Regions from separate parts of the Homo sapiens genome. Here region 1 is linked to region 2. The links are chromatin loops, found by intact Hi-C in ENCODE. Cell type or tissue: heart left ventricle. All regions are shown on one strand. Each heading gives the region's core, and the rest is flanking DNA. Links, peaks and the distances in the headings are about the cores only.

Evidence for each region. Peaks named below come from ENCODE experiments on the same cell type or tissue, not always from the same donor. Only the 100,000 strongest peaks of a DNase experiment are listed, where the experiment ranks them.
Region 1: it touches region 2 in a loop (2.0-fold over the local background); 1 of 110 quality-filtered maps calls a loop at or near these places.

The regions. Positions count from the first base shown.
Region 1 is chr10:36,417,067-36,432,638 of GRCh38, forward strand. No RefSeq gene overlaps it. Among named protein-coding and RNA genes, the nearest start is that of LINC02630, 530 kb to the left of the region's middle. RefSeq lists an enhancer at 4,839-5,340. In heart left ventricle, for the core only: no CTCF peak of the experiment used is centred there; no DNase peak of the experiment used is centred there; H3K27ac peaks cover 228 bases.
Region 2 is chr10:36,181,572-36,197,143 of GRCh38, forward strand. No RefSeq gene overlaps it. Among named protein-coding and RNA genes, the nearest start is that of LINC02630, 290 kb to the left of the region's middle. RefSeq lists enhancers at 6,207-6,708, 13,702-14,401. In heart left ventricle, for the core only: no CTCF peak of the experiment used is centred there; DNase peaks (open chromatin) are centred at 6,280 and 6,630; H3K27ac peaks cover 1,810 bases.

The DNA.
Region 1 (15,572 bases), core at 5,019-10,018, 240 kb after region 2:
GAGATCATGTTTTTGCAGCAGCATGCATGGAGCTGGAGGCCATTATCCCAAATCAACAGAAAACCAAATAATACATGTTCTCACTTATAAGTGGAAGCTAAACATTGAGTACACATGAACACAAAGAAAGGAACATTAGATACTGGGGCCTACTTGAGGGTAACAGGTGGGAGGAGAGAAAGGATCTAAAAACTATCAGGTACTGTGCTTATTACTTGAGTGACAACATAATCAGTACTCCAAACCCCTGTGACATGAAATTTACCTAGATGACAAACCTGAACATGTACCCCTGAAACTAAAATAAATTAAAAAACAAAACTCCATAAGCATTAGCAAGTGTCCATTGCAATACTTTAGAAAAATCTAATAATTTATTGGGGAGGCAGGGTATCTTCTCTTAACTATAGCTCTGACCTGACTTATGAGCAATTGCACCATATCAAATGTGATGGTTAATTGTATGTGTCAACTTAGCTAGGCTATAGTACTGATATATTTGGCCAGACACCACCAGTCTAGATATTGCTGTGAAGATGTTTTTTAGTACAATAAACAGTTAAATCAGTGGACATGGAGTAATGCAGATTACCTTCCATAATGTGGTAGGCATCATCAAATCAGCTGAAGGCTGTAAAAGAAAAAAGACTGAGGTCCCCAGAGGAAGAGGAAATTCTGCCTCCAGACTCAAGCTGCAACATCAGCTCTTTCCTAGGTCTTTAGCCTGCTGACTTGCCCTGAAGATCTCAGACTTAGACTTGCTAACTTTTTGCATTGAATCACAACACATGAGCCAATTCATTAAGGTAAATATTAAAGTAAAGCTCTCTCTCTCTGTCTTTGTCTCTGTCTCTGTGTTTGTGTGTGTGTGTGTGTGTTTGTGTGTGTGTGTATGAGCTTTTTTTGGTGTTTATGTTGCTTAAGGATCTCTGTGCTTCTTAAATCTGTGACTTAATGTGTTTCACCAGTTTCAAAAAATTCTCTCTTCACATATTTCTTTTAGCCATAAAATATCTGTTAAAGGGCTAAAAGAAATTAATTTGTTTTTTAAGACTGAGTCTCGCTCTGTTGCCTAGGCTGGCGTGCAGTGGCATGATCTTGGCTCACTGCAAGCTCTGCCTCCCGGGTTCATGCCATTCTCCTGCCTCAGCCTCCTGAGTAGCTGGGACTACAGGTGCCCGCCACCACACCTGGCTAATTTTTTTTCATATTTTTAATAGAGATGGATGTTAGCCAGGATGGTCTCGATCTCCTGACCTTGTGATCCACCTGCCTCAGCCTCCCAAAATGCTGGGATTACAGGTGTGAGCCACTGTGCCCAACCAAGAAATTAAATTTTAAACACACTCTCATCCCAAACACACACAGAAATACTAGTAACAAGCTGTAGAAATGATCCCTGAAAGTATATTCTTGAAATACTAAGAGTTCTCCAGAGATATATGTCTAGGTGGGGGGAAGGGAATGCACGAAGGATGAAGGAATAAATTAAGGGTGAATATATGGGAAAATCTAAATAAATATTGTCTGTATGAGAAAATTATGTCCCATATTATTTTAAAAACAGAGTGAATACAAATGTATGATAACAATACCACAAAATTTATGAAAGAGAAAATACGAATAAGGAGTTATTAGGTTATTTTTTACTGTTTGGGATGTACTTAAATGTTGACTTATTGCAAGTCTCATTAGTCAAGAATATAAATTGTAATGCCTAAGGAAACCACTGAAATGATAACAAGAGAATGCATAAGGACCAAGCTAGCAGAGGAAAAGTTCAGAAAACTCGTTAAGTACTAAATCTGAAAGAAGGTCATGAAAGAGAGGAAAAGGAACACAGAAAAGGTAGTCAATAGAAAACCATAGTAAAGAGTTCATTTAAATCCATTGCAGAAAACAAAATGAAGGCAAAGATGTATCAGGCAAAAGCTAACTTAAAAGAAAGCTGGTGTGGCTATACTAATATGGTACAAAGTATACCTGAAAGAATAAACATTAGTATTGACAAAAAGGACTTTTATGAGGCTAAAACAATAAACTAAAAGAAGATGTATAATTCCACATTTGCATGCTCCTAATAATATAGTCTCAAAATATGTAAACACATAACTTTCAGAAATAAAATCAGAGGCAAATATGCAGTCACAGTTGGAGATTTTCACACACTTCACTCAGTAATTGATAAAATATTTTGATGTGGATAGAACTTCCATATGCTCTTGGCTGGAGACTAAATTGGACCACTCACTGTAAAAGACTCTGACATTGTTCCTTGAAGTTGAATATACACATAGCCTATGGCCAGAGAATTTCACTCCCAAGGTATAGTCAATAGAATATCAAGAAATATTTACAAATGTTTATAGAAGCTATAGTTGTAAAAGGCAGACTGTAAATAACTGAAATGATCATATATAGTAGAACTAGGAAATGGATTTGGATTTCATAATGATGATGATGGATTATCATCAGCAGGAAGAATGAATGAACTAATATTATGTGCAATAATCTAAATGAATCTTATAATGATAGGTGAAATAAGTCAATTACAAATAATTTAAACCACATCATTCTATGAATAGAAAATTTTTAAAAAATCAATAGTCTTTTTTTTTTTTTTTTTTGAGATGGAGTCTCACTCTGTCCCCCAGGCTGGATTGCAATGGTGTGATCTCAGCTCACTGCTGCAACCTCCACCTCCTGGGTTCAAGCAATTCCCCTGCCTCAGCCTCCCAAGTAGCTGGGACTACAGGCACGCACCACCATGCCCGGCTAATTTTTTGTATTTTAGTAGAGACGGGGTTTCACTATGTTAGTCAGGCTGGTCTCGAACTCCTGACCTTGTGATCCACCCGCCTTGGGCTTCCAAAGTGCTGGGATTACAGGCGTGAGCCACCACACCCAGCCAACAATAGTCTTATAAGTCAAAGTGTCAGCTATATTTGGAAAGAGGCCATAGTCACTGGAAGAGAACACAAGTGAAGTTCTTGAGATTTAAATAAAGTTTTATTTCCATGAGACATGGATAGTGGCTTCATGGGCAATTTATCTTTGTGATAATTCATTAAACTGGACACTTAAGAGTTGCACACTTAATTTTATCCAAAATCTATTTTCAAGTTAAAGCACGTAATAGCATTGTGCAAAAAACAACTTTCCTTATGAATTTAATCCTGTTCTATTAAATCATCACTTTCAAGTTCTACTCCTGAAGACAGGCTTGGTGTACCCTCTTAGGGCATTCAGCAATACTCTCTGGTGAAGTCAAACTGAAGACACACTGATAAAGCATCTTAGAAATTACATGGATTCCTTCCTGAACGCCATAACATCCGTTTTGCTTACACTTGTATTTTATACAGCATGTGTTAGCACTTATGATGTTGTCCGAGTATATATTTGGGTGTCCAAAATAGATTATTTGGTACCTTTGCAGGATTTCAACCTTTTGTCTACATGTCATGACCTAAAGTCAACAGTGAGGAACTATTACTTCCCTGCTTTTATAAATAAAATCTTATTGTAAATCCTCTTAAAAAAAAAACAACGTGAGCATTTTTCAGTTTCCGCTGCCACTCACTACGAGTAGCTAAGAAATCTGTTCTTCTTCCCTTCTGGATGTTTTTCTCTTATTAGCTTTTTCCTGTGGTTCCATCTTATTAGATGCCTAGACATGCATGCTTCTTTTCCTCTCCTGCATCCTTAATGCAGGATGTGCACGTGCATGGAGGAACACAGGAGCCATGTGCTGTAGGGAGGGCAGAATCTCTCCTACAGTGGAGATTCAAGCATCCAGGAGTTTCTTTTTGGCTCTTGCCAAAAAGTTTTTTTTTTTTTTGAGACAGAGTCTTGGTCTATCGCCCAGGATGGAGTCCAGTGGCATGATCTTGGCTCACAGCAACCTCCGCCTCCCAGGTTCAAGCAATTCTCCTGCCTCAGACTCCCAAGTAGCTGGGATTATGGGCATGTGCCACCACACCTAGCTAATTTTTGTATTTTTAGGAGAGAGAGGGTTTCACCATGTTGACCAGGCTGGTCTTGAACTCCTGACCTCAGGTGATCCGCCTGCCTCAGCCTAACAAATTGCTAGGATTATAGGCGTGAGCCACAGTGCCCGTCACCTATTTTCTTACTATTACAGAAATAACTGGTTTCTGCTTTTTTTTTTTTTTTTTTTTGACGGAGTCTCATTTTGTCACCCAGGCTGGCGCAATCTCAGCTCACTGTAAGCTCCGCCTCCCAGGTTCATGCCATTCTCCTGCCTCAGCCTCCCAAGTAGCTGGGACTACAGGCACCCGCCACCACGCCTGGCTAATTTTTTGTATTTTTAGTGGAGACAGGGTTTTACCATGTTAGCCAGGATGGTCTCGATCTCCTGACCTCGTGATCCACCCACCTCAGCCTCCCAAAGTGCTGAGATTACAGGTGTGAGCCACCACGTCAAGCCCAGTTTCTGCTTTTATGGAAGGAACCACTCTTATTTAAAACTACAATTTTTGTATTTGTGTTAGGTTTTTGTCTGGTTTGTGTTGGACAAAAAGAGTGTCCCACGTGTGTGTTTTATGGTTTCACAGACTTTATTCATCTTCGTGGACAAAGGCAGGTAAAACACATGTTTTTCATTTTATTTTTTTTCTGTAAACTGTACTTTCAATAAATGACTGATTCTTAAATAGATGATAATACTTTTTCTAGTGCAGAAATAAAGTCCATGCAATTTTTATAAAACTTGGACCATACTTTTCAAAGTTCTCCTAGAGTTATGCATAGAAATGAGTATATGATCCAAAATGTAGATGCTTTCTAGAGCAAAGTGAAGGGAAGAGGGAAAGAACGAGAGAGAGTTCTGGGAATAGCCATGCTTTCAGTCCCTTCCCAGGGAGGTAAATATATTTAAGACATATATTTTAAGAAATTGCTTATATAATCTGTTATTATAATTTGGTGTATTCCTTTGAGTTAATATTTTTATTTGAGAAATGCAGTGCATGCACATTTTAGGTAAATGAAGAAAAGGCTTTTAATGAGGTCATACAGATTGTGATGTCCCTACTTAGACATGCAAATCAACATAAGGAGTTTCACTCACAGGCACAAGTTTCCCATCAGGGGAGCCAAGAGTATTTTGGAAACAATGCATGACACAGAAGAAGAGGAGCCAAAGCTGTCTTATATATAGGGAGTAGCCCTTTTGTTTTGGCCTCCATTTCTGTTAGTCCTTAAAATCCCTCCCAGGTTAAAAATGGCTTTTCCAAGTGAGTATGTCTCAACACAAACTTAGGATATTGAAGTCCCACTTATAAACAGCAAACTCTTCAACATAGAAAGAAAACAAAAAGAGGTAACAACAGACTACTATCGTCAGTGAATTCCTGGGCATTTTGTTCCCAAAGCAATCAAATCTGCATTTATATTTAAAGAGAGCTCATAAGAGTGCCCCATCTTGAATACCTGAATTGAGCTCCTGACCCTGTTCCCAGGATTTGATCTGTGAGACCTGCATCTTTAGAACATGTATCAGGTATACTCTTGGTGTAATAAAATGTGCCCCGGGGTCCTTTTTCTGACCTTTCTCCCTCTTTCTTCTCACTTTTACTTTCCCTTCAGTGCCTTAGCGAGGGCTACACAAAATTCAAAGTGTGTGCTTGGCCTGCTTGAGAATTTATAGACAAAGCTGAGCTATGGAAAAAGCGTCAGAAGCAGGACTTACAATTAAATAAGAAAACAAAGCCCTTGTTCTCTCCCTCCTCTTCCTTGCTGAAAACAAAAGACCAAGTCTACTGGAAAACATCAGTGCAATTCAAAAGCAGGTGTATTTCCACATGCAGAGCAGCTTGTGGGCTAGAAGCAGATGCCAGTGGTTACATAGTAGCAAGGGTTTTAGACTACACTCTCAGGGAAATGTTCCAAACCATCCAAGGTGACCTCTTGCGCGCGCGCGCGCACACACACACACACACACACACACACACACACACGGTAGAAGCTAACATTTGGCACTCTATCTTTTTCTTTGTTTGTTTACGGCCTAACATACCCCAAGGTGTTCCAGATACTCATGCTGCTACCAGGTAACCAGGCCACCACACTGCCATCTGTTTTAGCTCCACCCTAACTTAACAGTGCTTTTGTGTTCCAGAATTTCCCCTACCTCCTTCCACTCCTGCATCTCCAGATTCATTTCTTTCTGTTCCTTTACTTTCTGATCAAACTTATAGAACTGAGGTTATGTTAGTTAATGTAGTTTACATAGCTGGAAAATAGAGAACCTGAGATTAAAATTCAGGCCTTCTTTCTCTTAACCCATCAGGCTTCTTTTTGATCATTTCAATATGATGCTTCACTATAGCCCAATTTTTTGTCACATTCTCTACTTGAATATAGAAATGCACTCATTCATATATTTGATGTGTGCACTGTATCAGACCATAATTTACTTAGGCAATAAGAAAAGTATGATTTTGCTCTATAAATGTTCTACTTCATCTTTTATGGGGTTAACCATTTTCTGTTTTAGCTGGAGAAAAATTGTCAAAATTTGTTTATCTACATCTCATATAATATGGTCTAGACAATTGTTACCTTTACCAAAAACATCAACAACAGGAGCAGAGGACTTGGATTTGAAAAACTGACATAGGTGTTCAGAAAAGCTTGGAAGAAGAAAATTGAGAACAAAAAACTTTTCTTGAACTCAACTCTAGAATTCGTTCACCATTTTTCTTATATATCTTATAGTGTCTTGGGTACACCAGGTTATCATGGCCAGGCCAGCAGGAGAGTTTGTTGAATGAGCTCATGTATAAATAACTGCTCCGTAAGGCTGTGAACATTTATGAGGCTCATTATGTTTCAGTTCTTGTTTAACAGCAAGTCCCTCCCTACTTGGGCAGTGGAATCCCGCTGATTTACTACTTATCAGGAATAAATTACAGTTTAGAACTTGGATTTTTCTTCATGGTTTTCTTTGTGTCAGCATAAATAAACTTAGCTAATAGGGCTATTTCCCATTGCCCATTAAACGGGCTGTGAGTAAAAGACTTCCTGGCTTCTGAGAGAAGGAAGATGAGAGAACTGAGTCATTTTACCTGAAAGTGTTTACAATGTTAAGGGCTTTGGGAAATAGATGTCAAATACTGCAAGTTACAGCATTTCCTAACACTTATTTGAGTTTTTAAGTTTTGCTTTCCATCAGCTACATAATCTTATTATTGTAGAAGCCATTAGCACTGGAGACTAAGAAGTCATTCTTGGTGAATTCTGTAGGCAAAGATGACTACATCCTAACACACTGCCAGGGTCATCATCATCTCTACGTACCCTTCTCTTAATGACATCTAGAGTGATGGCTTCACCCACTTTGATGAAAAGTTCAGAATTCTGTAATTACTGAAAGAGAGAGTGGAATGTCATTTCTAGGTCTTCATCCAGAGTAATTTCTTGGCTCCAATGCCCACATTTCATTTGCAGAAACAGCTTTTTGGTATTAGTTAACATTCAAGGAATAGTTTCAAGTTTTACAACTGCAAAAGGGTCATTATTTTTATCAGTGTGCTGGAGGTTATTTTGAGTCTGAATACGGAGGGCCCAATTCAATAAAATCTCAGCCTGACTTTCCCAGCAGGATGCTCAAACCATGGAAATTCAACAGGGGAGCACACATGGGCTTCTACGATACTGAACCAGGGCTGAATTTCCATTTAATCATTCTCAAGAAATCAAAAGACACTTTAGGATTAAATGGCAAACCTTTTAAGTAGGAATTCCTCAGCCAAAATGGCCAATTAGCATTTAAACTGCAGAACTGCATTATGTAAGAGGAAATGAGTAACTGAAAAAAGAAATTATCTTCCTTATTAGTTAAAAAGGTAAACCAGAAACATGGAGTTATCACAAAACAAGCATTCTCTTCTAGAACAGGAGAGATACACAGGACTTTTGTTTCAAAAAGAATTAAAAGGATCCATGTTATTGACCTGTTCTCATGCTTTTAGCTTTAATTGGCAAAATTAGCTCAGGTGAATAATATTAGAAGACACCTCTAATTATATATTTTGTTGCATCACACAAGTGACTCAAAAGCTCCATGTTTATGACTTTAAATTGATTTTTTTAAATAAATTACTTTATGTATTGGAAAGTAATGTTATATTTAGACATAGCCTAGATTCAATTTTTTATATTCATAAAATCTTGGCTTATTTAAAGCTCCTTCCCCATCTTCCAGTGTGCACCTCAGGGGCTTAGAGACTAAACAGAGTAAGAGTTGGCTTAGGAAAAAAACCACATTTCTGCTATGACTGCTCATAAAGGAAAATTTAAAACCTTCCAGAAATGTAGTTGAAAATGGCTCTTAAGCAATTGTTTATTATCTTTCTTCATGTATCATCAATTTTTAGACTCAGCTTTCACCAAGCTCAATAATTATGTAAATTTCAAATGTTGGTTCTCACCAATATTTAGTAATGTTATTGTTGTGCATGTTTGTATACATACTTTAAACAAATGAAAAGGCAAGCAAATTCAATGGTTATTATTGCTGCTGTTGCACTTTGCAATGTTTTTCTTCTTTGTCAGTTCCTCATTATGGTATCCCAGAGGGTTTCATGACATGGACTTTTGTAATATGCCACATGTGGTGAAGACCAGCAGTTCAACACCAGAAGGAATCTGACCAGTGCTCACTGCAGCATCTCCAGAAGTGATAGGGATTTGCTTAGGGAATAAAGAACATGGACTGCACTCTCCATAGGACATGGGTTTTTTCCATCAGTAGTCTGGATGATTACCTAAAAGCATGACGGTAAATAACCGATGCTTTTTCTCACCCACCTCACTCATTGCAAAACCAGCCAAGATCTTTCATCTGTTGAGTGACTTGAGATTTTGCTGTAAGAGTAATCATTTTTGTTTACCAGGATGGTAATACTGAAATTGACCCAATTGTCTCATAGAATGTTCTTTTTGATAAACGTAGAAATTGACCCTTCTGATCTTAAAAAGCTTGAAACATATTTGTTTTATCTGAGTTCCTTCCTCAGGAGACCACCTTCAGGCCTCACAAAAAGTACTGAAGAACTGAAACCAGATCATGGTATCGATGCTGGACCCCTCTTTCACCATGACGGCTTCTTTACCTCTCCCAAGTTCCTGTTTTCTTACACATTGTTACATTTCTTGCCTGCAATATAAACCCCTGATTTTATTCAGTCAGGGAGATGGATGTGGGACTGAGCTTCTGTCTCCTTGGCTGTGGCACCTGATTAAAGCCTTCTTCCTTGACAATACTTGGCGTCTCAGTCATTGGCTTTCTGTGCAGTAAGCAGCAGGACCTAGACCGAACCCCTGGTGTTTTAGTAGCAATGCTACTAAAAAAGACAAGATTGTTTTTTGTTTGCTTTCTGTAAAAAACAACAAAAGCAGAGATATATAGATGTATACCCATTCAAACATTATTTTCTGTTGAAAAGTTAATTCAGACTTCTCATTGACTAATTGAATGATGACAATCATTTAAAATATGGCCTATCATATAATTGTTCATGGAAAAACATTATTAACAGGTTGGCCTATCTTTTTCAAGACTTTTATAAATACTTGTGTATGCATGTACTATATATATATATTTAATAAATCTTGAATTATTCTGTATATGCCATTTTGTAATTTGTACTTATCTATGCATTATCTTTAAACATTTTCTCAGGTTGTTCTTATGGGTTTTAGTGTCCAATCATGTTATATTTTCATCATATATTTGAACAACTTCTATTGTTGAATATTTTGGAGTATTTCACATTTTCTCTTGTTTTAAATAATCCTGTAGCAATTACATTTGTGTAAAAATCTTTGTATACTATTTGATTATTTCTGTACTAGAAGAACGATTGTATGTCATAGAATGAGTATATTTTGAAGTTCAATTATTATTATCATTTTTATTACAGCAGTAATGTAGAGACCCTCTAAAATAACAATTATTAAGATTACACACAACTATTACACTGCTCACTGTGTTTCTAGGCACTGTGCTATTATATCAGACTTAACTTAATCTTCAATAAAACACTGTTGAATAGTTCTTTATATTTTCTCAATATTATTGATGAGGACATTTGGGACTTAGGTTGAACAGCTTGCCCAAAACCAAACAATTGATAAATGGCAGGGCTGCCTTACTCTAGAATTGTGTTTTCAAAAAAGATGATGCAGTTAGAAAATTATAGGACAGTTTTGATTTTCACACAGATTAGGAGAGGATGCATTTGGAGAATAGACGCCAAGGATGTTAAATCTTCTGCAATGAGTGAGAGAGCCCCACACAACTTTAGGGTGTTTCTGGATATTCATGTAACCAATTATCTAATTTTCTGATCCTAAAACCTAAATCTGTTTTATACATAAATACAAATAACATTTGCAGGGTTTTAATATGCAATAAATTTACTAATGATGCAAAGCTTACTTGAGTGAAGATAGACCTGAATACAAATTTGTTTTGATCAGAACTTTACCAAGAGTTGTTCAACATTTTGGAAAATCAGGTAGCTGCTGACATCACAACTGTAGTATGTGAGCCTCCAATACAACACCCTTACAGTCATCTAAATTTGGAGTGGTCAGGTTCATGGTGACTGTATGCATAGGTGTGAGTGGGATCACTTTATAACATCTTCTAGTCTGGCTCGGTGCAGTAGCTCACACCTGTAATCCCAGCACTTAGGGAGGCAGAGTTGGGGGGTTCACTTGAGCCCAGGAGTTCCGGATCTGCCTGGGCAACATAGCAAGACCCTGTTCTCCACAAAAAGAAAAAAAAACACAGAAAAAATTGGTACATCTTTTAGTGTGGTTGTGCCTGGGCATGAAATCCATATTTTTATCATAAAGTATTTCTCTTTGATTTTATATTAGTATAATAATTGCTTAATACTATGTGAGCACTGTGTGTTACATTAGCACTTGATTTTTTCCAGGAAAGTAAAGGAGTGATTCAACCTATTAGTTATAAAAAGGGTATTACATATGATAGGACTGAGGATAGCAAAATGTACATGTCTGGGGTACAGAGTAAGGGGTACATTTACATGTTAAATATAGACACACATAGAGGAACTCACACCTGCACACACAGCCTGAACTCTGATACAACATGTCTGTGCTTTTCAAATTGTCATTCTCAATCTTTTAGTGAGCCATGACATCAATGCATAGGTTGAGACCAGAATTTTTTAATGACATAAAGTAGAACAAATTAGAATGGAATGAAATGGAGTAGAGTGGAGTAGAGTGCAGTGGAATGGATGGAATAAGAGGAGATGGGATGAAATAGAATAGAATGGAAGAGAATTCAGTATCAGTTTTGTCTGTTTTATATACCTGTGCTTATAAGGACATATTGTAAAATGCATCTCTTACTTTGGGCCAAAAAGGTGAAAGCCATTGAGCTACACTACCATACTTTATACAGAAAGCAAGTAACATTTTCAGGGGTTAATCATTTTTCTGTACCTGAGTGTCGAAGTTGGTTTTGATAGTGATTGATGGGAGAGGAAGAAACCCAAAGATACCAGTGATTACTACACATCTTGAGTCCTCTCTTTCACAGTTTGCCTGAATGGAAGTGATGGTGCTGGCACAAAGCCAATTCCTTGTCTGAATGTCTGTGTTCCCCAAAAATTTGTATGTTTAAATCTAATCACCAAGGTGATGATATTAGAAGGTGGGGCCTTTGGGGTTGATTAGGCCATGAGGACGCCATCCCATGAATGGGATTTATGCCCTTGTGAAGGAGGCCCCAGAGAGCTGCCTTGCTTCTTCCACCATGTGAGGACACATGGAAAGCACCATCTATGAGGGAAGGGTCCTCACCAGACACCAAATCTGCTGATGCCTTGATCTTGGACTTCCCAGCCTCCAGACCCATTGCAATGTTTATATATTACCCAGTCTAAGGTATTTTGTTACCACAGCCTGAATAAAGACAATTCCTCATCCTCTTTCATTATGACTGACACTGAATGTGCTTGCCTATGCTACAGCTACTGGAGATTTTGCTGTTTGCTTTGTGTCACTATTTGGTCTTACAGTTAAGAAATGGATAGAAATTACTCTCCCACATCTTTGCCTCCCTCTGCTTTTTTCTTCTCCCTTCCCTTCATTGCATTGGTTCAGAGAGGCTGCGTCCTCATGACTCCATTTCATCCTGGCTTCCCAGACTCCTTACTTCAGGGATCTATAAGGTGATGCTTTCCCCCCGCCACCCCCACTGTTTCTTTGAAACTTACCTGATCTCCATGTCATGACTCTGTGGCCTGACAGATGACCACGAAGTTATTTTTCAAGACACTGATTCAGACTAAAATAGTAATGGATGTGTATGTGACACCTTCTAGGAGGTATTTTTATTTCTAATGGAAGTAGAGTATTAATGAAAACGAATGAAAGTAGCATAAGAGGCATATTTGGCTGGGGTGGAAGTGAGTTGTGGAAATTTCGACAGTTTCTTTCTTATAAGGAAACCAGGAGAACCTCTGCCTAAACATACAACTGGTCTTCATTAAACTCCAGACACTCTTTCAGTCTGTTTCAAGCATGACACAAATTAAACCATTACTATATTTTTTAAAAATATTATTTAAACAGTTTGTTACCTAAGGCAAATTCAGAAATAGACCCAAGAAATTTTATTTATGTTGTCAACACTCTACTGGGCAATTATAACTTGAAAACTTACATCATTATTTAGCCCTACTCTTTCTTTGCTATTTTGGTCCAACATGTGCTGAGTTTTTCTGATTTACACCCAGAATGTTTTGTTCCTTGATTTGATCCCTCCTTTCTTTTCCTACGGCAGCTGTATTCATTTTATCTAGATGGAATATTTCAAGAGCCTCACAATTTCTTCTCTTTCTCTTATTCATTCACTTTGTCATTTGTATTATACCTTCAAAACCATAGTTCTGATCATTTCACTCACTTGTGCAAAATCACTTGTGTCCCTCAATTACCTATAGAATAAAATCCAATCTTCTTCCCTTTGAATTCCTCAACCATCTGGCTTCATCATTCCTTTTACTCATTAGCTAAAAGAAATTAATTGTTGCTCATTGAATATCCCACATACTTCTGTAATTATACCTTTGCTTACTCTTATACATAAATCTTACTGGAATTTCCTTCCCACAATGTCTGTGGTCCAGAATCCGTTATAATTTTTAAGGGCCAGAAGAAATATCACCTTTTCTAAGATATCCACAATACTTGCTTCACAGAATGAACACAATCTTTTTTTCCCATCATAACTATCCTAACACATTGTGTGTTAAATTCTTGACCACTTTTTTTCCCTTTTTACTGTTTTTACTTAAGAACAACTTTATATATAGTAAAATGCACAATTCTCAATAGTATAGTTTAATGTGTGCTAAGAAATGCATACCCCTGAAATAGAGATACAGAGTATGTGCATTATCCCAGAAAATTCCCTATGGCCCTTGGACAGTCAGTCTCCACTACTACTCCTTGCCGAATGCAACTAGTGTTCTGATGTCTTTGACTACAGATTATTTTTACTATTTCTACGACTTCATATAAAAGGAATCATTCAGTATAATAGTGTCTTCTTTAATATTGTAGTTTCTTTCACTTAAACTATATTTGAGAGTAAACCATATTTTATCACCTATCAATTGTTGATTATTTTTAATGCTTAGTTGTATTCCATTGGATGAGTACAACATAACTTGTTCATTCATGGATGAAAATTTATTATTGTCAGTTTTTTGGCTATTAGAAGAAAGCTACTATGAACAATCTTTATGCACATACATTTTCATTTATCATGGATAAATACTGCCATATTTTCCAAAGTGTTTAAAACCTTTTATACTCTAATGAATAAGATTCAGCTGCCTACCTCTTCAATAGTTGGTGTCAGTCTTTTTTTTTTTTTTTTTGAGATGGACCTTCATTCTTGTTGCCCAGGCTGGAGTGCAATGGCGCAATCTTGGCTCACCGCAACCTCTGCCACCCAGGTTCAAGCGATTCTCCTGCCTCAGCCTCCCGAGTAGCTGGCATTACAGGTATGCGTCACCACACCTGGCTAATTTTGTATTTTTAGTAGAGATGGGGTTTCTCCATGTTGGTCAGGCTGGTCTCAAACTCGTGATCTCAGGTGATCCGCCCACCTTGGTCTCCCAAAGTGCTGGGATTATAGGTGTGAGCCACCACACCCAGCCTGATGTCAATCCTTTTAACTTTAGCTGTCTGGTGGGAAGGTAAGTTACTGGAGAATGGTGTGAACCTGAGAGGCGGAGCTTGCAGTGAGCGGAGATCGCCCACTCTACTGCAGCCTGAGCAACAGAGCAAGACTCCATCTCAAAAAAAAAAAAAAAATGTGATTTTTGATTTTCAAAAATCAAAAATATTTGGGGGATTCTACAAATATCTTTCTGCTTTTAATTTCTACTTTACTTCTGCTATGTTTGGAAAATACACTCTCTGTCATGTCAGTAGTCTTAAATTAATGAGATTTATGTCTCATCATATGGTGCATCTTTGTAAATATTCCATGTGTACCTGAAGAGCATGTATATTCTGCTGCTCGTTGATGAACTGTTGTATTAGGTCAAGTGTACTGAGGGTGTTGATCAGATCTTCTATATCCTTACTATTTTTTGTTTTACTTTTGGTTAGTTTCTATTAATAATTGAAACAGAAGAGTTAATATCTTCAATTATAATTGCAGATTTGTCTATTTCTCCTTTAATTATCTCAGTTTTTGTTTTATGTATCTTGAGTTTCTTTTATAAGGTGAGCATATATGTCTCCTTGAAAAGTTGAACTTTTTTTTTTGAGACGGAATCTCACCCTGTCGCCCAGGCTGGAGTGCAATGGTGCGAGCTCGGCTCACTGTAAGCTCCGCCTCCCGGGTTCACGCCATTCTCTTGCCTCAGCCTCCCGAGTAGCTGAGACTACAGGCGCCTGCCACCAAGCCCGGCTAATTTTTTTGTATTTTTATTAGAGACGGGGTTTCACCGTGTTAGCCAGAATGGTCTCGATCTCCTGACCTCGTGATCCGCCCACCTCCGTCTCCCAAAGTGCTGGGATTATAGACGTGAGCCACCACGCCCGGCCAAAGAATTGAACTTTTTATCATTATGAAATGTCCTTCATTATCTCAGTTAATACTCCATGCCTTGAAACATACACTTTCTACCCACTCCAGCTGTTTTATGATTAACATTTGCATGTTTTATCTTTTCCCATCATTGTACTTTTAACCTAGTTGTTTTCTTATATGTAAAATAAATCTCCTGTTAAAAGCATATAGTGAATCTTGTATGTGTGTTTTCTAGACAGACAATTTGTACTTTAAATTGTGGAGTGTTTCATCCGTTTGCATTTAAAGTAATTATTGATGTAATTGGGTTTACATCCTGTCATTTCTCCCACTATTTGGCCCATCTATTCTTTGTTTCCCTTTGCTTCTTGTCCTCACCTCTTTTGGATTAATAAGTGGTGTGTGTGTGTGTGTGTGCGTGTGTGTGTGTGTGTGTGTGTGTGTGTGT
Region 2 (15,572 bases), core at 4,103-9,102:
GTCTTTACCCTGGTAAATCTTTTCCAAGTTTTTCTGAGTGATGTCAATGCAAAGTTTTCCCAAACTTCCTGGAAATTTTACAAGCAATTCACCAGAGATACAAAAAAATATCTGGGGCCTTAGCCAACAGCATTCCTCTATGAATACTGACTCTTGATTTGCTTTTTATTTTTCTTAATTGGGGTTGAGCAATTTTAGAGATTTACAGTTAAGGAGACAAGCGAATTATGAAACTTAACAAATTAAAATATGAAAATGTTCATCATTTCTAGCCCCACTCTGGACATGATTTTTTTTTTTTTTTTATGTAGTAAGAGGCCAGATTTTTCACACAAGCATCCGTTTAATTAACTGTAGTGTATAATAAATTCTCAGATTAAATCTTACTGGAATTTATTAAGTGACTGTTTCACCCCAATAGGTTAATGAGCAAACCATTATTAATGTTGCTTCAGAAAAAAGGGCACGTTTCCTAAACTGAGAGGAAAGAAGGCAAAAGAAAAACTCAAGCCTTCTTTTTCTCCAAAATGTATTTCTTTTTATTGTCAACATTGTATTCATTGGTTGTTCTTTTTGTGTCCTCTAATTCCATTATCTGGACATGTCTCAGTGCGAGTACCAAATAGGAGATCAGCTAAGCATTTGCTGCACCTCAGACAAAATCTCATTCTGGGTTATTAGACAGTGTCTGATGCTGCCGACTTCTTCTCGCCAGCTTAGCAAGCACAGCCTCTGGGAGAGGCTTTTTTTGGGGAAAGATCGCTCAGGAAAAATGCGTGTGCTTCTTGACGAGCCATTCTAGGTTGGGTGTCCCTGAAAGTATATGGGGGTGGTGTCCCTTTAAGCACAAGGAAAGGGCAGGTCCTGCTGTTATCCTTGACCCTCTGACAAAATAGTCAGACGCTGTTTGTAAAAGAGCCAAGTAATTAAAAGTATCCCAGGGTTATGGTGAAATAGGGCAAGTAAAATACGCTCCTGGATACCAGCGCTCTTTCAGGACCAGCTCTTTTGTATTTCCTCTCTATTTTGTTTTCTCCTTTATTTCAATTTTTCATGGCACAGTTTCCTCTCTCCCACATTGTTCTTCTTTGCCTGTCAGTTGGTAAAATGATAAGTACCCTTATTACTGCTCGTCTAGCTTGAGGCCTATCTGGAGCTATTTGCTTCTAATCCCCAAGTTACTCTCCAACTCCTAGCTCGATTTGTTTCTCTTAATTTCAGAACAGATTGTTAATCATTAAATGTATTATGAGAGGGTATAGAAATAGATAAGAGTTACACAGGAAAACGATGGGACATTTTCCAGCATTTCATAAGCATTTTTCTTTAGGATGGTGTTTCTAACAGAAGGAAACTTGGGGTGTGCTCCTTGGCTATCTCTAGGTTGACCATACATCTCGTTTAACCCCAAACAGGCTGAGTGGATGCCTGTTGTCCTGGCTTAATCATTAGTGGCATGTTTTTCACTCTCAAAAGTGCTCTGAATTAGAGGGTAGACTGCTCTATCATCCCACCTCTCTCTCATTGGACTGTTGAGTAACTGCTCAGTAAATAGATACATTAGCTTTGCTTTTGTTTAGAGAGTTCACAAAGCCCTTCTCTGGGTCTTCACCATTACTTCTGTTCTTAAATTACTATGAGTACTGTCAGACTTTGGAATGGAAACAATTTGTTACTGTCCAGAGATTCCCCATATCTCTAAATGGCATTAGGAAGCAAATGAATGCTTGGGCTTTGAATCAGGTAGGAGGGTTGGAATCTGCTGTGCCATTCACAAGGTTGTGTGACCTTGGGCAAATCATTTACCTTCTCTAAGCTTAAATTTCCTTATCTGTAATTCACACATAATAATAATTTCTACCCTGGATTATCATAAGGATTAAATAATAGATGATTATAGTTGTATGCTTATATTAATCCACATATCCATCACCCATACAGAAATTTCATTCATTATTCCTTATTTAAGCACAATGCCTGATACTACAACTGGAAGTGGTTTGAAATTATAAGAATATGTTATTTTGCTTAGACAAAATGTTACATTTAAATACGGCAGGGGCAATTAATTAATTTCCTCCAAATTGGGTTCATTCTAAGGCTGGTTCTTCAGGGTTGCAAACTGGCTGCAGCAGTTCAAGGCATCATGTCCACACACAACAACATCCAGAGGCAAAAGAATGTGCTGCCTCTTTCTTGTGTCTTTGAAAGGGAACTTCACGCAGAAGCCTCTCACTACATCTCTCCCTTTTCCTTGGTCTGAATTACATCACATGCCAATGCACTTGTTCATTATTGCTAAAGAAAGAAGGGGAATGAGATCTTCAGGATAAGTTGGCCAACAACGCTCTCCCGCGTGGAGAAAATGGCTTGTCTGATTAAATCAGGGATGTGTGTGCTCGCAGGAGAGTGTGCGTGTGTCCTGGGTAGATGAAGTGTGGGCAGCTGGATATCCAAATTCCAGCCAAGGATGTGACATCAGATTGCTTCATGAATTCTAGAAAGCTCCAGGCCTTTTCACTGTCCTGTGTATAAAATGTGGCATTGGCTTCCTAATAGTATAAGATGTCTTCTACCTTTAATGTTCCGTTTGGTTTGGTTTTCTCAAAACCATTACAGTCCATGGACACCCTTCCTTCTTTCAGAAAGTACTTTTTAGATAATGATGAACTGATGAAAGACACTAGAATGAGTTAGAAGATTTTTGTTCAAACTCAGATCCACTGCTTAGTAATTCTATGACTGTCATTCATTAAAGAAAAAGCTTTTTATAAACGATAAAGAATAATATAAATCCAAATGATCGCTAGAGTCCATTTGACAAAATGCTGGGATTTAAAAAAAAAATTTCTTTTTTTAAAGTTCAGGGTCCCTTTAGAAGGTTAGTTAGCTTGGGGATGTAGAACCCTCAGGATTGTACCTTGAACTTGTTCTCACGTCCGCTCCTTGTTTCTTCTCAGGAGGGGATTATCTACAAGAAGAAAAGTGGGGCTTTTGCTTTATCCCCTAGTCCCAACACACTCACTGTGGACCAATTGTTTTCACACACTAACAAGCGTAACCCTGGAACATGAGGATGTTGACATGACCTGTATACAGTTATGAGACTGGTAAGTAGCAAGGATGTCACCTGCTGTTGCCAAAACCCCGATCCTTCCACTGCTTCTTTGTCATTGTCCTTTAGTGCCCAAGTTTAGACAGGGCCATTGTGAAGTGACCAAATTGTCACCACATTTCCTTGGAAGGCTTCCTATGGCAAGTATGAGGGTGCTCTTTTTCCAGCAAAATAACAGTGAAAGGGGCATGAGGAGTGAGTCTGCGCAGTACCATGTGATCCTGAATCACCATCCTCATCCTCAGGAGACACATGGCAGAAGGACCACTGGGGGGCTGGTGTATGTGTTCAGTAGTCAGCTCTGAGTTCAGGTGTTTTAAGTCCCCGGACCTTGACCCTTGGCTTCCTAGTGTGTGTGTGTGGGAGGTGGGGAGCAGCAGTGGTGGGAGTGGGATATGAGAAACAAGTAGATCTCAGCTTCCTTTCAGGGCTAGTGTTCTAAAATCTTAAGTTGATTGAAAGAGCCACTTCTGCAGAGTTGGTGCAGATGTGGAGACAATTGCACAGGGCAGCATCCCAGCTTCAGACAGCGGGTGACCAAGTGTCAGTTTGTGGAAGGACAGGTGCTGGGGAGCTGGGAACTGCCACCCGTGGATGTCACCGTGGAGGAGCGCCGTGGGCGAGAGGCAGCTGCTGAGAGCTGCACCAGCTGCAGGGAGGCTGCACTCAGGACCACACACTGAGAAGTGCTGCTGGTGCCACCCTGGGGGTCCTAGAACTGGGGCTGTCACAGAGGGCAACAGCTTGAGCTCATGCTAGGGAGTTTCATGACTTCAAGATTTTCAATCTTTAATATCTGTTGTCTTTGTGGACAAAGTGCCCAGATTTTTTTTAATGCTTTGTCTTTCATCTTTCTTTCTTCAGATTTTGAATTCCTATCACTACTTTCATACAATCATAGTGTTCTACTTTTTTTTTTTTTTTTTTTTTTTTTTTTTTTTTGCTATCCTGGTGGGGGAGGGTCTTGAGAAGTGAACCTTGTTAAAAAATTAAACCACATGTATTTATTCAAGAAGCTCCCTGAGAAGGTCAACAAGTTGCAGTCAGCTCTCAGCTGTCACTTTCTTTGTTAATATCGAAGTACTCTGTGTTTTATCCTCTTTCCCATCTTCTGGTCATTTTTCTGCTCATTAGCTACTTGAGCTTGGGGTGGGCAACAAATAAGATGGAATTTTAAACCTGTCAAGTTGAAGTCTGGTTAATAGCCCAGTGGAGGTACAATGGGCGGAGAAGGGAAAATGAATTCTATATTTGAGAGAAATAGTAGCTGCGGTAGAAAAATTAGTCTTGACTTACTTTTCTCTTCCTGATATTAGTGATTGACCATGACACAACCTCCCATATCTGTTATGGTGGAATCAGATTTTTCAAAATATAGAGTCAAAGATACCAGAGCTACAAGAGTCTTCTTCTATCAACCAGACCTCTTGGTTTATAGATGAGGAAATGAAGATCTGACACATAAACAGATCTACTTTCAGCCATTAGAATGGTTGCATTTATTGAATGCTAGTAAGGATTGAGGTCAGTGTTCAAGCCCTAATTTCCCTGGCTCTGACAGCATTTCCACCATGCTATCTTGATCTGCCAAGGGTCACAGTGCTTGTGACAAACCAGGACCCAATTACTAAAGACCACCTAAAGCAAATTTGTTGTTAAGCCTTTCATAAGTTGTACTTTCTTTAGAAGTAAGGAGAGTATTTTTAATCTCTGTATTTCCAGGACCAAACATAGTTTCTGATATGAAGTGCATTCTCATGAAATATTTGGTCATTTAAATGCATATTTTATGTCTTCCTCTGTTAAAGATTGTAAAATCATTTATTAAGATTGCATAATTACATGCACCCAAATTTAGAAATATTCCTATAGTTAGTATTGATTTGATCATCCTTTTGGATGAGATGATTTTGTTACTATGCATGAGGCTATGTGTTCTTGGCTCTCCGTGGTTTATTGTCTTAGTACCAAGGCTACTTAAAGCAGTTCTTTCCCTCCCAGAAGCAGATCCACAGCAAACGTTATTAATACAATATTTTTCCTTTATTTTACTTGTATATCAATATCAAAAAGTATGTAATTGTTGAACACATAAACTGCCCATAACCCTAACACCAAGTTTTTCTTTGGAATTATATTATCATCATGATTTTAGTGTTTAATTGGTATTTCAATGCCATGATATAATAAACTTAATTATTCCACATCATTTCACATGACCCTGTAAGAGGATCAGAGTGGGTAGCAACTGCACAGGCTCTGGAGTCAAAATGCACCTGGCTTCAGAGTTTTGCTCTGCCACATGCAAGTTGTGCAACCTGAAAGAGGCCTCAGTTTTCTCATCTGTAAAAGTAGAGGTTATAATCAGCCTTGCCCCAAGACAAAAATATATAGTTATTTTAAAGATTAGATATATAATCACCATTAAATCCCTGAAACATACATGAAGCACGCTACCTAGTACAGGGCAAACACCTAATAATTGATGAATAAATAATTGGCACTCAATAAATGCTCTTTCTCTACTCTCACTTTCCTGACTTTCCCCAACTTCTTAAAAGGGGAACAATTTGGCTGCAGTAGAACTTGCAAAATAAAATATCACCTTTTTTCTTTCCTTTTCTTTCTCTGCCTCTATGCATGTGGACGCGTGATCTCTCTCCTGTTAGGGATATTAGGAGAGAAAGGACTGGGAAACACATTTTCCATGGAGTCCTCTGTCTATTTGAGCACAGCAGTCTATTCTAGCTGGGCTGGGTGAAAAGGCAGCTCAGCTTCTGGGATTTTTGCTTTTTTGCTGGACCCTAGAGGGAAGAGATGAGTTTTACGTCTGTTACTGGCTGTGGTAACACTCGGCTGGGAAGTTCATGTCCCCGGAAGACACAGGCCTTTTGGCTCCATCACAACAGTGCTTCCTAGGGATGCACAGTCTCACCCTGGAGGCCCCAGTTGCAATATTGGGTGTCACAAATGTGAGAGTGAAAGCAGCTGATAGAAGACACAGAATGCAGAAACTCAAGGCCTTAGTCCCAAACACACTCAAGTTGCATGACCGAAAAAAAAAAAAAAGAGAGAGAGAGAGAGATAGTTGAATGTAATAAGGATGTAATATGCTAACTTCTCAGTGCTTGGCAGAGGCCCCCTCACCAGCTGGGCCACACCAGACATAGAAGAGACCAGACACTGGCTTAGGCTTCCAGAAAGAACAAGTCACAACAACACCCCCTCTGGCATCTCCCCCAAAGCCTGACTGGTTTTTAATGGGGATCACCTGGGGTTTTAGTTGAATGTAGTCAGAGTGTTGAACATCTAATCTGCCTTTGAGAAAGAGTATCCTGCATTTCGAAGGGAAGGAAGTGAAAATAAAGCCGCCTGAATCTAAATAAAAGGGCTTGCATAGCAGGGGTTTTCAGTGGGTTCCTAGCTTTGGAGCATGAAGCAGAAGAAGGAGCTGAGCACTGCCCGGGTAGGGGATTCGAAGAGGCATGCTCCGCTGCCAGTGGTGTCACCTTCTGTTGTGTAAATCGCAGCTCCTGCCAAAGGGAACTCCCTAAACAGAGAAACAACGACCAGAATAGTTCATGAAAAGCCTGGGCTGTTGGAAGTTAGGCCTTCTCTGGAATTGCTCCCCGGATACTGACGGCTCCAACGTTTCCAGTGTGCTATGGTTGGATCAGACATTCTTCTCCAAGCCAAGATTGCTTCCAACAGCTGGAGGAACAGCCCCTCCTGTCCTCTCCACCTCCTCAGCTTCATTTCTCACTGGAGACCATCCGAAAGGGGAGTTTAAAATTACTGTCTTTTGGGTAAATAGCGTTTACTTTTCCAGACTGAACTGCCAAAGACCTTAAGAAAATTAAAGAAAGAAAAGAAAAACTGAGTTGCCATGTCTGGTAAACAGTGTTTCTCTAATTAGGTGGCTGCATGGTTATTAACTAGAGCAGTTGTGTATCCTGACGTATGATTTATTTACCTTGGCACACAGAGTTAGGGTGCTGAGCAACAGAGCCAAATACGGTGACAGGGTGAGGAAAATGAGAGGATGCAAAACCATGGTGAGGACTGAGTTCTGTACATCTTACAGAATTGGTTTTCCCAGAGGAGGGAAACAGGAATATTATCTCATTGCAAAATAGTCATTAAACTATAATTGACTGCTCACAGCTAACAATGTCTAACTTCACTTTCAGTCAAAATGAAAATGAAAATCAATATCCTGACACAAAGCAATAATACAAATTAGAGAGCAATACTAGAAAGGTTCTCTAGAAGGATTTAGAATACGCTGTAGTTGAAAAAATATATAAGAAAAGAAAAAAATGATTATTTGCCATTACTCGTCCCATTGCTGGAAGGGTGACTTGTGAAACAGAAGGTCTTCTTGGAGATGCATGCAGAAGAGGTGGGATATTTGTGAGGGAGGAACTTCCATCTTTCCTCTCTTTCTTACTGCAGATTCCAAGTCCCCCCCATACACCTGCATTAAAGTAGAGTAACATGGAAGCAGCATTATTGCATCCCACTGACACACACATCCTCATTTCACACCTTTTCAAATGTATACCAAATAAAAAATACTAAAAGTAGTGTTTTAGGCTGGGCATGGTGGCTTATACCTATAATCCCAGCACTTTGAGAAGTTGAGGTGGGAGGATCACTTAAGGCCAGGAGTTTGAGACTAGCCTGGGCAACATAGCAAGACTCTGCTTCTACAAAAAATTTTTAAAAATAGTTTTTAAATAAATATTTTCTAAGGATATGTTATATTCAGAGTTATCCTTCCTGGATATAGTTGTGGTACAGAAGTGGATTGACATAGCAATTATTATATTACCAACCACAGAGGGTTAGCTAACTTGAGGCTATTATATATACTTAGTGTTTAATATTCCCTATAGGTTATTTCTTTAGTCGTTAATTAAATCATTTAGCAAATATTGCTCAAATGCCTGCAATGTTCCAGGCTCTGTGCTAGAGGAAAGGCAGTCCATATCTTACAGAGTCTGCGCTGACTAGGGAGGGAGGGGATCATCACAATGTGTGATAGGACATGGAAAAGTTGTGTAGGATGCTGTGGGAGAGCATGGAGGAGGCCTCAGGCAGCAGCAGGAAGGACCCTCCAGAGATAGCAGCCTTTGTGCTGTATCTTAGAGGCTGAGGCAAGGGGAGAGCAGGAGAACACAGCTTTGGCAGCATGAGTAGAGTTTACAGACAGAACATGTTACAGATCCAAACTTTTTACTACCTGGGATGGGTGGACATTGCTGCTTTTTGTGTAGGATACAGTAATGATTAATCTTAAAAACATATTGTGTCTGTTTGGCGATGTCTTATTGAACTTTATCTAAGGGTCTTGTTAACGTACACATTGTGATTCAGCAGGTCTGGGGTGGGGCCTGAGATCCTGCATTTCTAATAAGCACCCAAGGGGTATTGCTAACCTGAGGACAACACTCTGAGTACCAAGGGACCAGATCATCCAAAAAACCTCCAGCTAAAATACTTAGGAACTCTGGATGATATATAGATATAGATATAGATATAGATATAGATATATAGATATATATAGATATATATATATATATATAATATAAGTAATAAATATGTATATATAAGTAAATTATATTTACTTATATATATATTACTTATATTATATATATATATATATTTAAAAATCCATTTAAACCCTTATCTGAGCTCCCTGCAAAATAAATAAATTCTCATGGGGCATGAAATGGGGGTGGGAAGGGAATAAAAAAACAAAACAAAAGCAACCACTCCAGCTAGATTTGCTAGTCATTGAGGCCTAAGAGACATATAAGGTGGAAGAGAAGGGCATGGGCCCACACATGTTGAAAAGAGTTGATGGGAATTAACACTCTCACACAAAGTCAGGACCACCAGATGATTAAAGCATATATAAAAGTGTGAAAAATCTTCTTATGGATACAAGGTGAAAAGGAACAAAAGCCCATCTTATTCTGTGTAGCACATGGGGAAAAATCCTTTCCTGATAATTTGTAGCTATTACCTTGACCTCCTATAGCTTTGAGTTCCAATTTATATGCTTGTCACTGTCTTGGAATTCCAAAGCAGAGAATAATACAAACATGATCCCAAGTCAATGATAACCCTAAAGCCAAAAGTAAACCTCACTTCCTCAAGTTAGGCCAGCCAAGAATCTCACAGATAAAATTCTACTAAAGATGAGCTTACAATGGGAAGGTATTAAAAATATAAATAAATAATATAGCATGAGCAAAAGTCAGCAAATAGTAAATAGCAGGCTTATATGTCCAAGAACTTCAAATAATAAAATGATTTGAAGCTATAAAATAAACATGCTTAACATGATTAAAGACATCAGAGAGAGGAGTATGAAAAAGCAACAATATATTATATAGTTAGATTTATTTGAAAAATAACCAAATATAATATTTAAAAATTATAATACTTTAAATTAAAAATTGTAGTTAACATAAGATAACAGATTAGACACAGCTGAAGAGAGAATTATTGCAGTGGAAGACAGAGCTAGAGAGGGTGAGAAATGGAAGGTTGCAACTGAAAGTTATATTTTTTGTGTCTGGGAGCAACATTAATTGAGAGAGGCTAACGGTGCAGAAAAAGAAAGAATATCTGAGGGACCAGAGTCCCAAAGGAGGATGGAAGGTTGGGATTCAGATACAAGTAGAAGGATTAACCTGTATCAGAAGAGCAATACCTTCCAGGGGTAAAGAAAGCAAAAGTAAGCATGAGTCAGACAGCTTCTAGGCAGAAATAAAGCAAGTTATTATCTAATGACTTCACTTTTACTGTGAACTAAAAACAATTTATTCCACACATAATATGTGCCAGGTCATTTTGTTAGAGCTTCTCATATATTACCACATTGACTCTTTATGCCTAAAGACAGATGTAAATATTAGTATTATCTTCATTTTACAAGTGAGAAAACTAAAACCTGGCCAGTTAAGTAAGTTACTTAAGGTTCCACTGCATGTAAGTGAAAATAAAAAGATTCAAATCCAGTCAGTCTACTGTGTGGAAAGACATACAAGCAGGTTCTATGCTGAGTAGGGGAGAAATGGAAGAAGAGGGCAAGAGAATAGAGAAACCACCAGAAAGGAGCAGCAGAGAGAAGGCCAGACTTGCCCTAAGTAAAAATGGCCCAACTGAGGCTTGAGGACAATGCATTTTCTACAGAATCCTTTCTTTAAGGATACCAATAGAAGACTATGCTTGATACAAACTCTTTGTAGAACAATTAGTAATGCTTTTTGGACATTAAGGTCAGTATAATCTCTTTGTAGTGCAAATTTTCAGTGTCCAGTGAAATTGAAGCATACAACACTACAATACAGCCGACACAGGCTTTTTTTTTTCTATCCAAGCTAAATTTTTCTCATGGCACAAGGAGATGTCTACAGGGAACTCATAGATATTTGCACTTGTTTTAGTCTGCCTTCCTGTATATTCTATCTATAGTCCCCGTAGAACCATGGTTGAGTCTCAAATCATGTGATAGAAATACAATCCACAATTTCACAGTCCTCCCCCACACTCCCCACCTGCAACTTTCCCTAGAACAACACCAATTTCAGCCACGTGGTCACTCTCATATGATACCAACATTTTTTCTAACCTGTACACTTTTCTCCATTTTCTGCTGTTACACTGTCCACCTCCAGGCTCCTGCCTGGACTCCAGTGGTAGCCTCCCACTGGTCTCTTGGTTTCTACACTTTCCCATTTAAATTATCAGAATAGTTAGTGTTAACCTTTTTTTTTTTAAAAAAAGACTTTATTTTTAAGGCAGTTTTAGGTTCAAAGCAAAATTAAGAGGAAGGTACAGAGATTTCCCACCCACCCCCTCCCCCTGCACATGCAGAGCCTCCTCTATTCTCAACATTCCCCACCAGAGTGGTACATTTGTTACCACTGATGAACCTACTTTGACACACCATCTTCATCCAAAGTCCATAGTTTACATTAGGGTTCATTCTTGGTTTTGTACATTATATGGGTTTGTATAAGAATATAATGACATGTGTCCCCCACTAGTATCCTACCCAGTATTTTTGTTGACCTAAAAAATTCTCTGTGCTCTGCCTATTTTTGCCTGTCTACCCCTTAACCCCTGAGAACTACTGATCTTTTTACTGTCTCTATAATTTTGCCTTTTACAAAATGTCATATACTGAAATTGTACCATATGCAGCCTTTTCGAATTGCCTACTTTCTTAGCAATATGCATTTCAGGTTGCACCATGTCTTTTTGTGGCTTGATAGATCATTTCTTCTTATTGTTGAATAATATTCCATTGTCTGGATGTACCACAGTCTATTTATCCATTCGTCCACTGAAGAACATCTTGGTTGCTTCCAAGGTTTGGCAATTATGAATAAGGCTGCTATGAACTTCTATTTGCCGGGTTTTGTGCAAACATAAGTTTTCAAGTCGTTTGTATAAATATCAAAAAATGCAATTACTAAATTATATGATAAGAGTGTGTTTAGTGTTGCAAGAAACTGCCAGACTGTCTTCCAAAGTACCATTTTGCATTCCCATCAGCAATGAATGAGAGTTGCTCTTGCTCCACATCCTCTACCAGCATTTGGTGTTGTCAGTGTTCCAGATTTCGGCTGCTCTAATATGTGTGTCATTGTTTTAATCTGTATTTCTCTAATGACATAGGATTTGTTGCATGTTTTCATGGGCTTATTTACCATCTGCATACCTTCTTGGGTGACATGTCTGTTTTTAGTTGGGTTGTTACTGTAAACTTTTTAGAATATTAACTAGATCATGACATTTCCCTGCTGAAAACCCTCCAGTAAATTCACATCACATATAAAGTAAAAAGCAACTTTTTATCTGGTATATTAACCCATACTCAACTTGCCCCTGCCTAGTCTTTAGCAATGTATTTTTCTCCAGAAACATTGGCTTTATTTCTGTTCCTCAAAGCCACCTGCTTGTTCTTGCCCATGGCTGGAACTAGAATGAGGTCCCGAGGGCACGAAATGTAAAGCACCAAGGTGCTTACTTTCAGGGGCTGGCTCTACACTCACATAGTCCTGGGGCTCAGTGCTCCTTAAGAGTAAGGTGCCCAGGTGCAAAGTGTAAGGAGGTGCTCACTCTTAGGCTCCTGCAAGTGCAGGGTCAGCCCCCAAGAGTGAGTGACTTTTTATTAGATTAGTGCGAAAGTAATTGCGGTTTTTACCATTACTTTCAATGGCAAAACCGCAATTACTTTTGCACCAATCAAATACATTTAGTTTCCTCGATACCTTATATTAACGGTAATCCTGGTTCAGATCCTACCCTGGTATATTCGCTAAAGGGGATCTAATCCTCCTTTCTCATTGCCTTTTCCCTGTTCCTTTTCTTTTGATTGGCTCCTAAATTTTCAGACCTGCATTCGAATGCTAAATGTCATATCCCAGGTCTTCCCAGAAACACTCATATGCTGTGTAGAGTCACCCATGCATTCTTTTTTTCCCCATCTCTCCTTCAAACAACTATCACCGTTTGAAATGATCTTTTTTCTCAAATTTGTTTTGGTTGTTATTGTTGTTCTCCTGACAAAATGTGAGGAAGGAGGAATGTGCTGAACATTGAAGGATTCCGCTCTGGGAATTAAATTGGAATACTGACTTCATGGAAATGATTGTTTCCAATCCTGCTGCTGGAGGATGTGATCTTCCAGAACCTAAACTGGGCTTGGGGACTAAGAGTGTGTAAGTGATCACATCAAAATCCGTCCCAGCTGCAGGTGATGTAGAGAATATTGCCTGGATCTGGTCTTGGGTAGCGGGGGATGGGAGGGACTACAAAGGGGCCTGCTTTGAAAACAGCAGGATAAGAGCCAATTCTGGAATCTTCATCCTATTCTAGAGAATTTGGCAGGGCCGGGGAGGAGGAGCAGGGGGTATGGGAAGAAATAACCAAGTTAAGGAGACAGATGGCTACAACAATAGGAAAAAAAAAAAAAAGAGTGGCTGAATAATCGAAGCCCTTCAGAGCAAAGAAGTGATAAATGTAACCTGTGCCTCAGAGGGACACAAGAGGCTTAGTAGGCAAAAATCAACCTGCTATATTATCTGTGCTGGAGTTCAGGGATTGTGTGAGGGGTGTGTGCATGCCTGTGTGTGTTCATGTCTCTGTGTGTGTGTGTATGTGGAACAACTCAAACTATTTTTCCTCAGCTCTCACACCACAACAACAAACACAGATTTCTGTGACCAAATATTGAATGGGTGGTTCCCATATACCAAGCAAGCAATCATTTCTGCAGCAGACACCAGCTGGACATCCTCTAATTCAATTCTGAAGCTACCTGCCTGGAGATAGCGTCAGATCCCACAGCTTGAGAGCTGGGATCCACAAGACTGCCCCTCCCTCACCCCATCGTCAAAAGTTGGGGCTTCTGGATCTTCTGGCAGGCTTCAAGTTAGTGCCCCCATGACTCCCTCTTTAAGTTTGATTAATTTGCTACAGTGGCTCAGAGAACTCAGGGAAACACTTACTTAATGTTTACCAGTTTATGATGAAGGAGATTACAAATGATACAGATGAAGAGATGCATAGGGCAAGGTATGGGGGAAGGGCACAGAGCTCCCATACCTTCCTGGGTGTGCTGCCCTCTAGGAACCTCCACGTGTTCAGCTATCTGGAAGCTGTCCCAAACCGGACCTTTTGGGGTTTTATGGAAGCCTTATTAAGCAGGCATGGCTGATTAAATCATTGGCCGTTGGTGATCAGCTCAACTTTCAGCCCTTCTCCCCTCCTTTGGTTTGGGGAGGGGGGCTGTATGTCCCAATCCTCTAATCAGCCTTTGTCCTTCCTGGTGACCAGCCCCCATCCTGAAGCTACCTAGAGGCTGCTAGCCATCAGTTAATTATTAGCATACAAAAAGACATCACTTAAGAGGTTCTAAGGATTGTAGGAGTTGTATGCATGCAGGAAAGTGGTACTGAAGAAGGATATATATTACACAATATCGCAGTGTGTGTGTGTTGCTTCCCCACAAAATTGCCTAGACAACCTAGAGCTATATTAGGACCTCCAGAGAGCCCCAAGTCTTGAAATAATTGTAGAGAGCTGGGTGTGGTGGCTCATGCCTATAATCCCAGCACTCTGGGAGGCTGAGGCGGGCAGATCACAGGGAACCAAAAAAGAGCTCGTATAGCCAAGACAATCCTAAGCAAAAAGAACAAAGCTAGAGGCATCATGCTACCTGACTTCAAACTATATTACAAGGCTGTAGTAACCAAAACGGCATAGTACTAGTACCAAAGCAGATATATAGACCAATGGAATAGAGCAGAGGCCTCAGAAATAACACCACACATCTATAACCATCTGTCTGATCTTTGACAAACCTGACAAAAACAAGCAATGGGGAAAGGATTCCCTATTTAACAAATGCCATTGGGAAAACTGGCTAGCCGTATGTGGAAAACTGAAACTGAACCCCTTCCTTACACCTTATACAAACAAAAATTAACTCAAGATGGATTAAAGACTTAAATGTAAGACCTAAAACCATAAAAACTCTGGAAGAAAACCTAGGCAATGCCATTCAGGACATAGGCATGGGCAAAGACTTCATGACTAAAACACCAAAAGCAATGGCAACAAAAGCCAAAATTGACAAATGGGATCTAATTAAACTAACGAGCTTATGCACAGCAAAAGAAAAGATCATCAGAATGAACAGGCAACCTACAGAATAGGAGAAAATTTTTGCAATCTATCCATCTAACAAAGGGCTAATATCCAGAATCTGCTAAGGGAGGAGACCACCCCTCATATTGTCTTATGCCCAATTTCTGCCTCCAAAGAAAGAAGTAAAAACTAAAAGGTGGAAATGAAATCCACAGGGAGACAGCCCGGCACCACACCCTGGGCCTGGTTAAATATTGACCTCTGACCTAACAGGTTATGTTACCTATAGATTCCAGACATTGTATGGAAAAGCATTATGAAAATCCCTGTCCTGTTCTGTTCCGTTCTGATTACCAGTGCATGCAGCCCCCAGTTGTGTACCCCCTGCTTGCTCAATCAATCATGACCCTCTCACACAGACCCCCTTAGAGTTGTAAGCCCTTAAAAGGACAGGAATTGCTCACTTGGGCAGCTCAGTTGTTGGAGATGAGAGTCTTGCTGAAGCTCCCAGCCAAATAAAGCCCTTCCTTCTTTAACTCGGTGTCTGAGGGTTTTTGTCTGTGGCTTGTCCTGCCACACTACAAAGAACAAATTTACAAGAAAAAAACAAACAACCCCATCAAAAAGTGGGCAAAGGATATGAACAGACACTTCTCGAAAGAAGACATTTATGTGGCCAACAAACATACAAAACAAAGCTCCTCATTGCTCATCATTAGAGAAATGCAAATCAAAACCACAATGAGATACCATCTCACACCAGTTAGAATGGTGATCATTAAAA